2 separate regions of the Homo sapiens genome follow, and region 1 is linked to region 2. The links are chromatin loops, found by intact Hi-C in ENCODE. Cell type or tissue: MCF 10A. All regions are shown on one strand.

Region 1 (5,000 bases), 160 kb before region 2:
TGTCCATAAATAAACCCGGAGCCCTCCAAACACACTGCTTGTTTGTTCACACAAAAGCCAGCCTGGCAGCCCTCTGGCCCAGCCATGTTCACAGTTGGATCCTTAACGCACTGTGAGTGTTCAATCAAACTTTTAGTGGTGAAACTCTGGGAGCAGAAAGCCAGCTAAGCCCAAATGGTCCCTTTGCTTTTCCATCTTTTGTGGCTGCCTGGCTGTGCTCTTACGGGTTTTGTTGTCAACAAACTCCTGGCTTGCCTTTGAGCACTCCAAATTATTGAAAATGACTACAGCTTAAGACTGGCAGGATGATTGTTAAAAACAGCCCTGGCATTAATCATAGCTTAAGAGCTTTTGGAAAATGATTCTAATTCAGAAGGGGTGGCTTACAAAGAGCCTTGTCGAAAGTGAAGCAGACATCAAATTCTGAAAGGCAAAAAGCCTCCTTGGTACCCACACCTGGCTTCTTCTGCAATCCAGTTGGCAGAACTGCATGGGGGGCACGGCTTACCCCACCAGCTCACCCCATCTGAGACCACCTTGGGTTTTGCCCACGAGTCCTGTATCACCCCTACCTCTGATATGGGGACCTTGAGATGGGAGAGACTTCAGGGAGCACCAGCAGTTACAGTCTTCCTGGCAGTCCTGGGACTAAGGAAGAGGTGGCCTTGTTTTCTGTCAACAGTTGGCATGCCTTAGACCAGTGCTAAAATAAGCTGTGTGCATAGAGGCAGCTGCGTAGGCAAACACATGGTCAGCATTTGCAAGGAGCCAGGCAGGGCGACGAGCTAATACTTCTGCCTTTTGCCTGCCTGGCACAACAAAGGAGAATGATTTTTGCCATCAGCATTCTCCCTATCACGGAATCATTGCACAATTTAGTATGATTAATGGTTTCCATTTAGGAGAAGCTGAGAATGAAAACAGTGGGGGAGTGGTGGCACTCGCTGGGGGTGTCTGCGGGTGATACTAGAGTGAAAGGGAGAGAGAGCTGGCCGTTGCCTGCCAGCCTGTATCTTCCAACCTTTACTTCCAGGCACGACTGGGGAGACACGGTGGGGCAGAGACACATGGCTTTTGACATGCTTTTGCAGAAACAGTCTGAAAGCTGCAAACTTGTGAGGCACTGTTTGCTGTTTCATTCTTGCATCCTTCCCAATGTTTGTGACTGTGAAGCCACTCCCTTTTACCTGCCAAAGGGAGTGCCAATCCCAGAAGTTCCTAACTAAGGGCTGGGGCTGAGAGTGGTCAGGGCACAGTGATGAGGATAGTGGAACTAACTACACCACTTCTTGACATTCCTGATGGCCACGCGGGGATGCCACACAGGGAGGGAAGGACCCCACCCATGTGCTGGGACTGTAGGGGTGGCCTCCAACGTAGCCGTCTGTCTCTGGAGCACCCAGCTGGTGGTAGACCTAGTCTCAGCTCTCATCGGGTGGCTTTCCTGGGAGTTCTTCTTCTCCCCTCAGTAGCATCCTTTTATTTCCACTTCTGTAGGCTTCTTTTTGGGTCTCACGGCTGCTGCAGGTGAGTGGTGAGACAAAAGGTGCCATAGCCAGGGACTTGTGGGTGCTGATGGAAACCAACCAGGAAAACACAGAGAATTCAAAAGGGTCTGCATTTTTTTTTTTTTTTTTTTTTTTTTTTTTAAGGCATAGCCTTTGTAACTGAAGCCAGATAGAGAGAAAATTGGTGATCTTGGCTGGGGCTAACGTGACTCAAGGCCCTTCTCGATGCATTGGTGTCTCTGCAAGGAAATCTATTATTTTCCATAAACTGTCTTAAGCATCTCCCGGGCTACATTTCTGGCTGTGTTAAGAATCAAGCCATCAAGAACAGCTGTGAATGTTATACAATTTCAGCAGCAGCAATGGGCTTTGGCAGGGAAGTAGGAGCAAAAAACCCAAGTAGGACATTTCAGTTGACAGTAATGGCATTTTCCCTTCCTTGTCCAAACGATAAAAGATTCATGTTCCTAATTGCAACACTATAGCTGCCCTCATCACTTTATTCTGGGAGAGGAGGTTAGAGAAAACAGGCCTAGAGAGAGGGAGAGAAAGAGAAAGAGAGAGAGATGGATAGTAATTTCGTCACTAGCTAACAGAGACTGATTAGTGCAGAAGATTCCCTTCCATAGCAATACTTTTTAATCAGGTCTGCTGTGTCTGGGCAAACAGCTTTTGTGGATTAGCTAGACTTGCACTTGCCAGCATCCATTGCAGGTTTAAACGATGAAATACACAACTACAGAGAAAACAAACCAAAAAGAGTAATAAAGTCACACATTTCAATATTCAGCAACCATTAAGGGATTTAAATATTTGCTTGCTATTAAAGGCCTGCATTAGGCTCTTCCAACACCAGCTCTGGAAGACTGAAATATCAATTACGGATCAATTTTCCCCCTAAGTAAACACTAATGCAGGATAAACAGTATTAGAAGATGCAATCGTAACATTGCTGACTTCAGGATGGACTTCCTGCTGGTAACAGCAAGTTTAAGCCTGGTGATTAATTAACCTGAGAAGATAGCACTTAAGGAAGATTTGAGGCGGTCACGTCTGAAATATGACTGTGAGCCTGTGCACGTCTGGAGGGCAGCTGAAGTCCCGGGCCCAGAGAACCGGTTGATTTGCCCCTCAGTAGTGGTTCTCACCTTCCCCAGATCAACACTTCGAAGGATTAGGAGGGAGTAAAATGGGAGGCGCAGGTAGGTGTGCATGTGTGTGAGAGAAAAAGCAGTAGACAATGTCAGGTTCCTTGTTGGAATACATTCTGCATTTCAATAGGCAAGGCTCGAGTTGTATTTCCCAGCACTGACCACCAGGGGCAGTAGACATTTTATGTTTTTTGGGAATGAAAAAAATAAATAAAAACATAAAAATGAAACAAAGTTTCCTGTGTACTGAAGAGGCTGGAAGCTGAGGTTTGGAACACCTGAAAACAGAGAAGATTCTTGCTTTCAGGTCTCAGTTCAGGGATGCTCATGTGTAATGATGTGAGTGTTGGGTGGGGGGTGGTGGGGGGGGACTGAATCCTGCAGTTCCTATTAGAGGCACATTTCAACATTTTGAGATAAACACAGATAAGGCAAGGACTATAGTTTGCATTTTTAAAAGAGGCCATATTGCATTCTGAAGGCCCCTCACAATATATGATAGCAATACTAAGGCTTTGCTTGGCCATTACCCAAAATGATATTCCCTGATACTATTCCAGTGGGTCCTTGAGAATGATAGGGCCAATCGCTCTAAACTCAGGACTGGCTGGCTTGTCCCTTCACGGCCAACCTGAAAGCCACCTGTAGTAAGGATGGACATGCAAACATCAAGGTTTGAAATACAGCATCGGTGGCCCATTCAGATTAAGTGTAACGTAAGGCTCAGTCAGCCAGGTGCTCGACTCTTCTCCCTTTAATCAGCTGATACTTGCTGGGTGACTACTGCGTGCCTGACAGGAACTTTAATATGGTATTGACCTACAAGGTCATGGATGAGCCAAGAGTCCCTTCTTTCTTCTCCTGTACGGGGGGCCAGCGCTTCAAAAACTATACATGTATGGCTGTGAATACAAATTTCACCCTGAAGGAATGTGGCTGCCAGTTCTTCATGACAAAGGGCTGCGTATTTGGGATCCTGGCAAAAAGGTGTATTAATCTTGGGCATGATTTTATAATAAAACAAAAATACCTTCACTTAAGCAGGGTCTTTCTACCTGTAACACAGTGGCCACATGGTTTCTTTGAGGTTCTTGATGACAGAATCAAAGGAGCATTTCTCCATGGAGCAAGTCCACAGCGGTAAAAGAATTACATTTCAGGTAGACAGAGGACAGTGAAAGATTGCACCAATTAACACCCGCATATCACCTCAGGGTTCCAGTTGATGTATTTGGAGAATGCCAGGCCAAAACATTTGTGAAAACTCTCTGGGGGAAACGAGGGCCATTTTCACTCTCGTACGCACTCTTCTCAAATGAAGGAGTGGGCAACTTATCAAGATCCTTTGAGCGGGGACGGCTTCTAGCACCTTCTCATTTGCATACCCTGTGGAGCTCAAAAGGCAAATGTACAGCAGTCACCACCTCCTGTCTGCCTCAGCTCAAGGAACTTCTGGGACTTTTTTCTGTAGGGTACAGCTAAAGCTGGAGCCTCATGCTGCAGACAAGAGGGAGAGGGGTGGGGAGACTAAACATACTGCATGCCACGTGGCTTGGAATAAGTCTGCTAATGAATGGTGAAGAGAAAAGGGTCATTAAACCTTCTAAGTCGTGGTTTGCAAGGGCATGATGTGTCTATATGCAGAGGAGCCCTCAGAGCTCCCTCTGAGTAGTGACCGCTTCTTCGTAGCCCTGGGTAACCTTCTATCGTTTTAGTCACCATTTGCCTCTATCCTGTGACTGACATGTAATGAACAAGTAGTGTGTGTCTGGCACCTTTTTGGCTGAGCGCTGACTGCATATCTCACTGATCTTTCCTAACAACCTTCGAGGCTATGGTGATGTCCACCTTGCAGAGCAAGAGACTGAAGCCAGGTAGGCTGGGCTACTCACCCGAGGTTTCACTGCTACATGGTGGGACAGGGATCTGAATGCAGGCAGCCTCTCTCTAGTGTGTGCTTTTGATCCTTATTCTATCTCTCTGGGTCTTTTTATAGAGATGCAATGAATGAGTACTCCCTACTGCTCCTTGCCCTCTGGCAGAGGCTGGGAGAGGTCACTGAAGTATCGAGTCCTCTGCCCGGACTTTTCAGTACAGCCACAAGACCCATCCCACCCTGCACACGGAATTGCTTTCTTCTCCCCATACAAATCAGCAGGCTGGCTGGGCTTGTTGCCCTCTGTACTTTTGACTCACATTCCTTCTCCACGAAACCATCCTTTAAGATCCAGCTGGGGTCCCAGCTCTTTGTGAAGCTGTCTAGGGACTCACCAGCCTTCACTGATTACCCTTCTCCAGAAAATTCTCATAGCACTCTCTGGGCTTCTCTGTGTTCAGTGGG
Region 2 (5,000 bases):
GAATCATCCCTGCTTAATAATATAATGCATTACATTATAAATAATAATATAATATTCATGTACATGTTTTGCACAGACACGTTTTAATTCTCCTGGGTATATAACTAGGAGTGTAACTGTTGTGTCATATTGGTAACTCTATGCTTGACACTTTGAGGAACTGTCAAGCTGTTTCCAAATTGGCTGCACCATTTTACATTACCACTAGCAACATATAAGAGCTCCAGTTTCTCCATATCCTTGTCAACACCTGTTATTGTCTTCTTGTTAAATTCTAGCTATCCTACTGGGTCTGAAGTGGTACTTCACTGTGGTTTTGATTTGCATTTCTCTAGTGACTAATGGCATTGAACATCTTTTCATGCTTATTGATGATGTGTTTATCTTCTTTAGATAAATGTATTATAATTTTGAGCAACTTTTAGTCAACTATTCGGTAGAAATATATAAAATATTGTATCTATAATCTTCCAGCACTGTGTGACATTTCCCAACAAGCCACTGATGTATTTTCTTACCCTAAGTTACTTTTGATGTTTAAATAAAAACTCTAAGATAATATCTAAAACCAGTCTTGAAATTCCACAGCATAAACATGGAAGTGGGGTGCAGGGAAAGTAGATGGGTGAAATTTCACTTGATTAGATAGCTCTTTCTAGCCAACAGCCCATTTCCCAAATCTACTAAAAGTCAACTAGTAAGAATTTCTGGAGCTAAATGATGCGGAAGAGGTTGAGTTACAGAAAATTCAAGATGATGAAATGATGGTAAGAAGAATAAAGCACAGATTCAGTTTCAGATGAAGGAAGTTCACGAAACGTTACAAAGGTAAAGCAACTTATTTGGACTTAGTAGTAGAGAGGTGTTGAACTGAGAAAGATAACTAAGAATTATTTCCTAGGACAGTGGATGATTATAGTATCGCTTGCCCAAAGGAAGAGGGAGGAGGAAAAGGAGAACAAAACAAAACGTAAATATTCTGAAGGAGGATTCATTATGTGGCAGTGGTTTCTGCTGCTCTTTTAAGAGGAGAGATACGAAAAAGGAAAAAAAAAAAAGTGGGATCAATCTAATTTGGGCCACAATGGACTTGGTCTAGGATATGTTAAGTTGCTGTTCCAGGAGAAGCAGATAGCCATACAAAGAACCCAGAAGGAGTTCAGGAGAGGATCTGGGTTAAAGATGCTGTGGGAAAAAGAAAGAGCCACAGGCATTCATATATGAAGGAGAAAAACCCTGCATTCTTCTTAACTCCTTTCAAGCCAACTCACTCTTGTTTCAAACAATGGGGAACAACTTAACTCAGTGATATAGTTATGAGATGCTAATGAATGAAAATAATTGATTCTAATTATCTCTTCAACACCCTTAATGTACCCGTAAAAGTAATCACATGTCTTCCTTTAGACTTCTCTGAACTGCATCATGCATCTTGAACTTTCTTTGCTATGTAGGTTTTTAACTACCTAACATTTTTCTCTAAATAAGGCAAAAGAAAACAAAATCAACAACATCAACAATAAAAATGATGATTTTGGTGCCATGCTCTCTCCAACAAACAAAAGAAGGCAAAATTGTGAGTAAGTCAGCACTAGTACTTTTACATGCTATATACTACAGAGCCCCAATCGGTAAGTCTGTTCTCTCTTGTTGGTGTGTTCGTGGAAAAGAACATGACAGCAGAAACAGACAGAGACCTTAAAAAGCAATTAAGGGTGAGGAATCTCCTGCCAAACAGCTAGTGCAGATAGAACCTTTTCTTCCATAGACCTTAGCCTCATTCCATAGCCAAGAAAAAAGCTTGATAAATACTATATGATGAACAAGTGATAAAATGTATAAAAACTGCGATGAGGAATGACCAATGGAAGAAACCAGGTGTCACTCAGAGACTGAGTGGGTTATTGTGCTTCCTGTTTCCTGTAGGTGGCGACAAACTCCTTGAAGAGGAAACAGAAAGCAAAGTTAAAAGGCTGGTGTGTGTCTAGATTGAAGCGCTGAAGAATTTGCTTGAGAGTTGGCAATTTCTCCTCCAAGGCAGCTCTTCTTCACTGGTATTGGCAAGCTCTAGATTTCAGAAGTGATTCACCTGCGCCACGTTATTTATGAGCTGCTTTTTCCCCTTTAAGTGCCCAGCTTCACATTAACAGTATGAACAGCTTCACTGCAGAGCTCAACCGTGCCTATCACGTAAATGGAAGGTTCGTTAGAGCATCTATTAAGAGGATTTTCAAAGGCAAAATAGCATTTTAAAGCCATTAGCATCCCTTAAGTTCTATAGAAGAAATGTTAACCAACTGCTATTTAAAACCATCAACCAGAAATGGCCATAGGTCACCAACAATCCCTTAGATTATCTCCCCAGAGGGCTCTCACACCTCTATATGCTCCCGATCTTTCAGGCCTTGTAGTGAGAGAGCATCAACGTGAACTCTAGGAGCACGTCCCAGACGTGCATCTCCTGGAGGCAGCCAGGGCTTGGACATCAGTCATCAATAAGGGTCCTTGCCAAAAAGAAGTGGTGGGGGGCAGCAGGAAAGCAGGGTGCTTGGTCAAACTGCAATAAAAGCAGGATGAAGAGAAGGGTGTGTCTTGGAGGGCATACACAAGCAACCAAGAATTAGATCTTATGTCCTAGGTTTTCACTATTATTCTCAAGATACAATTTTTATAACAAATATTTTCTGCCAACCTCTTAAAATTTTTAAACAACAGCAGCCAAGACTGACTTCTACTCGGCACAATTACATAAGACCAAGCAGTGTGTTGCTCTCATTTTTGAAGCTTTGTTTTAAGCTCCCTCATTAATCTTTCAGTCTTTTCTCATCTCTGCCTGACTATAACTGCCCTGAATTTATCCAAGCCTGCAGAATGCCAGGCTCACTGGAGTCTAAATCACCAAGAGCTGAATACACAGTCCACTCATGGGACTCTACACTTCCATCAGAAAGAACCAATCACAGCTTAGGAGAGGTAAACCTCTTTTTAATTGTATTCTATGATACTAACAGGCATTCATTACACATGGACCTTAAAACAAGATTTGCTCTTGGCTGCTCATAATTGTATTTCTACAGCAGTTTAAACCGTTGGCACCTGCAATTGCTAGCAGGCCTAGGCTAAGAATTTCTATTATCCCAGTTTCAAGGGTTACATTTAAAATAAAACTCAGAGGGGCAAAACATTACATACACACATATTTACACAAATTAAATACTATGCACAAGTCAATACCTTCTGCACACAAAACTACATTAAACTCAATTAGCCCTAAGCAAAACTACAGGAAGCAGGTATTCTATGAACCAACGGAGCTGTTCTGTATAATAAAGAATATAAAAGCAGCTAGATTATAGAGTTCTGCAGAACTGTCAATAAATGCTTTTAAAGAAATCATTATCAACACTGATTTCTAAATTAATTAACTTAAAATTAACACAAAACAATCCAACCCAAGGTATTTATATATAAATAACCTCTGGTTTCTGGGTTCTAATAAAGAAGAACTTTTGAAGCATGTATGTATGTGTATGTGTGTCATTCAGGGCTTTTCCAGAAGGATATTCCTAAGTCACAAAACAGCCACCAGACTAAAGTACAATGTCCTTCTTGTTATGGTTTACTACTTGATTATGACCAAAATTAAATTATACAAATATTTCACTAAATATCTTCTCAAACCTTATAAATATTAATATGAACTCAATTTCCTATGTGCCCAGCATTTAAAAATCCATTTAAAAATCTCAGAAACTAATTTAAGATTTCCATCTAGAATACAAATTAGCAAGTCCTCTTCCTAGCTCTGTTTTGCTCAGCACCCATATCTGCACATTTAGTACTAAATGTCAGTTGGTAGCACTTAAAGATGATGAATATTAAAAGCATGCTTCTGCCTGCTAACATATTAGAGCTTGGCAACCATTGAATTTGTCATAAGCTGCATTTTCAGTGAACAAACGACTGCCTTTAAAACACCAAAGCATTCGGTAAACTCCCAAATTGTGAAAAGGGTACACAGAGGGTGAAATTTTACTATCAAATATGTTATCTGAGAGGACTGTATAAAATTAGAATCTTTTTTAAAACTTACCACCGGGCTATACTTTCTAAAGTACTTACTTGAAGATTGTATCTGGATAATAAATAATAATAATGCCAGCTACTATTAATCAAATATTCATTATGTGTCAGGCACTGAGCTAAACATTTTACATATAAAAACATACATACTATTTTTATATACATGTTATCTTATCTACTTGCCATCTTTACATGCATACTATCTAATTTGCATATGTGCAGGCTACCTTTACATATACGCTATCATGTCAGATTCTCTACTCCATGACATAAGCAGTGTTGTTACTTCCAGAGGGGTTAGGTGACTTACTTGAGGTAATAAGCAAATGAAAGGCAGATCAGGAATTTCGACCCAAGCCTCTCTCTCCAATCCCCTATACACTACCATGCAGCCAATTTTCCAGCAGATAAAACCTCCTGCAAGGCTGGCACTTGCGGGATGCTGCTCACTCTATCGGGTCCAGGAGCCTAATACCTGTTTATTTTAAATCTGCATTAAGAATGCTTTTTCATATACAAATCTTGTTTCTGCAAGGATTCATTCATCCAGAAGACTGAACAAAAAGTACACTTTTGATTGGAATACATAAGAGTTTTTTTTTTAACTTAATTAAAATGGCTTGTTAGAATCACCTATTCAGCATTTGGAAAACCAGCTGGGTTATTCTGTCAAACCTCTACACAACACACCTACTGAGACCCAACTTCATGACTAGAAGGCAGGAGAGTATAGTGATGTGGACTGAACTCTAGAACAAGAGTTCAAAATACGGCACTATCTCCTACCAGCCTCATGTGACCAAGCCTCAGTGTCCTCATTTGTAAAGTGAAGATTGTATTAGTACCTACTTCACAGATTACTGCAAGATTAAATGAAATTATGCATACAGAGTACCAGATACATTGTAAGTACTCAA

What was found. Hi-C counts contacts between places; a loop is a spot of excess contacts. Peaks named below come from ENCODE experiments on the same cell type or tissue, not always from the same donor. Only the 100,000 strongest peaks of a DNase experiment are listed, where the experiment ranks them.
Region 1: a loop joins it to region 2, with 3 times the contacts of the local background. A loop is called at or near these places in 4 of 110 quality-filtered maps.

The regions. Positions count from the first base shown.
Region 1 is chr11:115,167,587-115,172,586 of GRCh38, forward strand. CADM1 (cell adhesion molecule 1) reads right to left here. Exons shown (of 12, transcript NM_001301043.2): 12 at 1,650-5,000. Among named protein-coding and RNA genes, the nearest start is that of CADM1-AS1, 230 kb to the right of the region's middle. In MCF 10A, a CTCF peak has its summit at 2,825; no DNase peak of the experiment used is centred here.
Region 2 is chr11:115,322,845-115,327,844 of GRCh38, forward strand. All of the region lies in intron 1 of CADM1 (cell adhesion molecule 1), which reads right to left. Among named protein-coding and RNA genes, the nearest start is that of CADM1-AS1, 71 kb to the right of the region's middle. In MCF 10A, a CTCF peak has its summit at 1,920 (motif pointing right); a DNase peak (open chromatin) is centred at 1,927.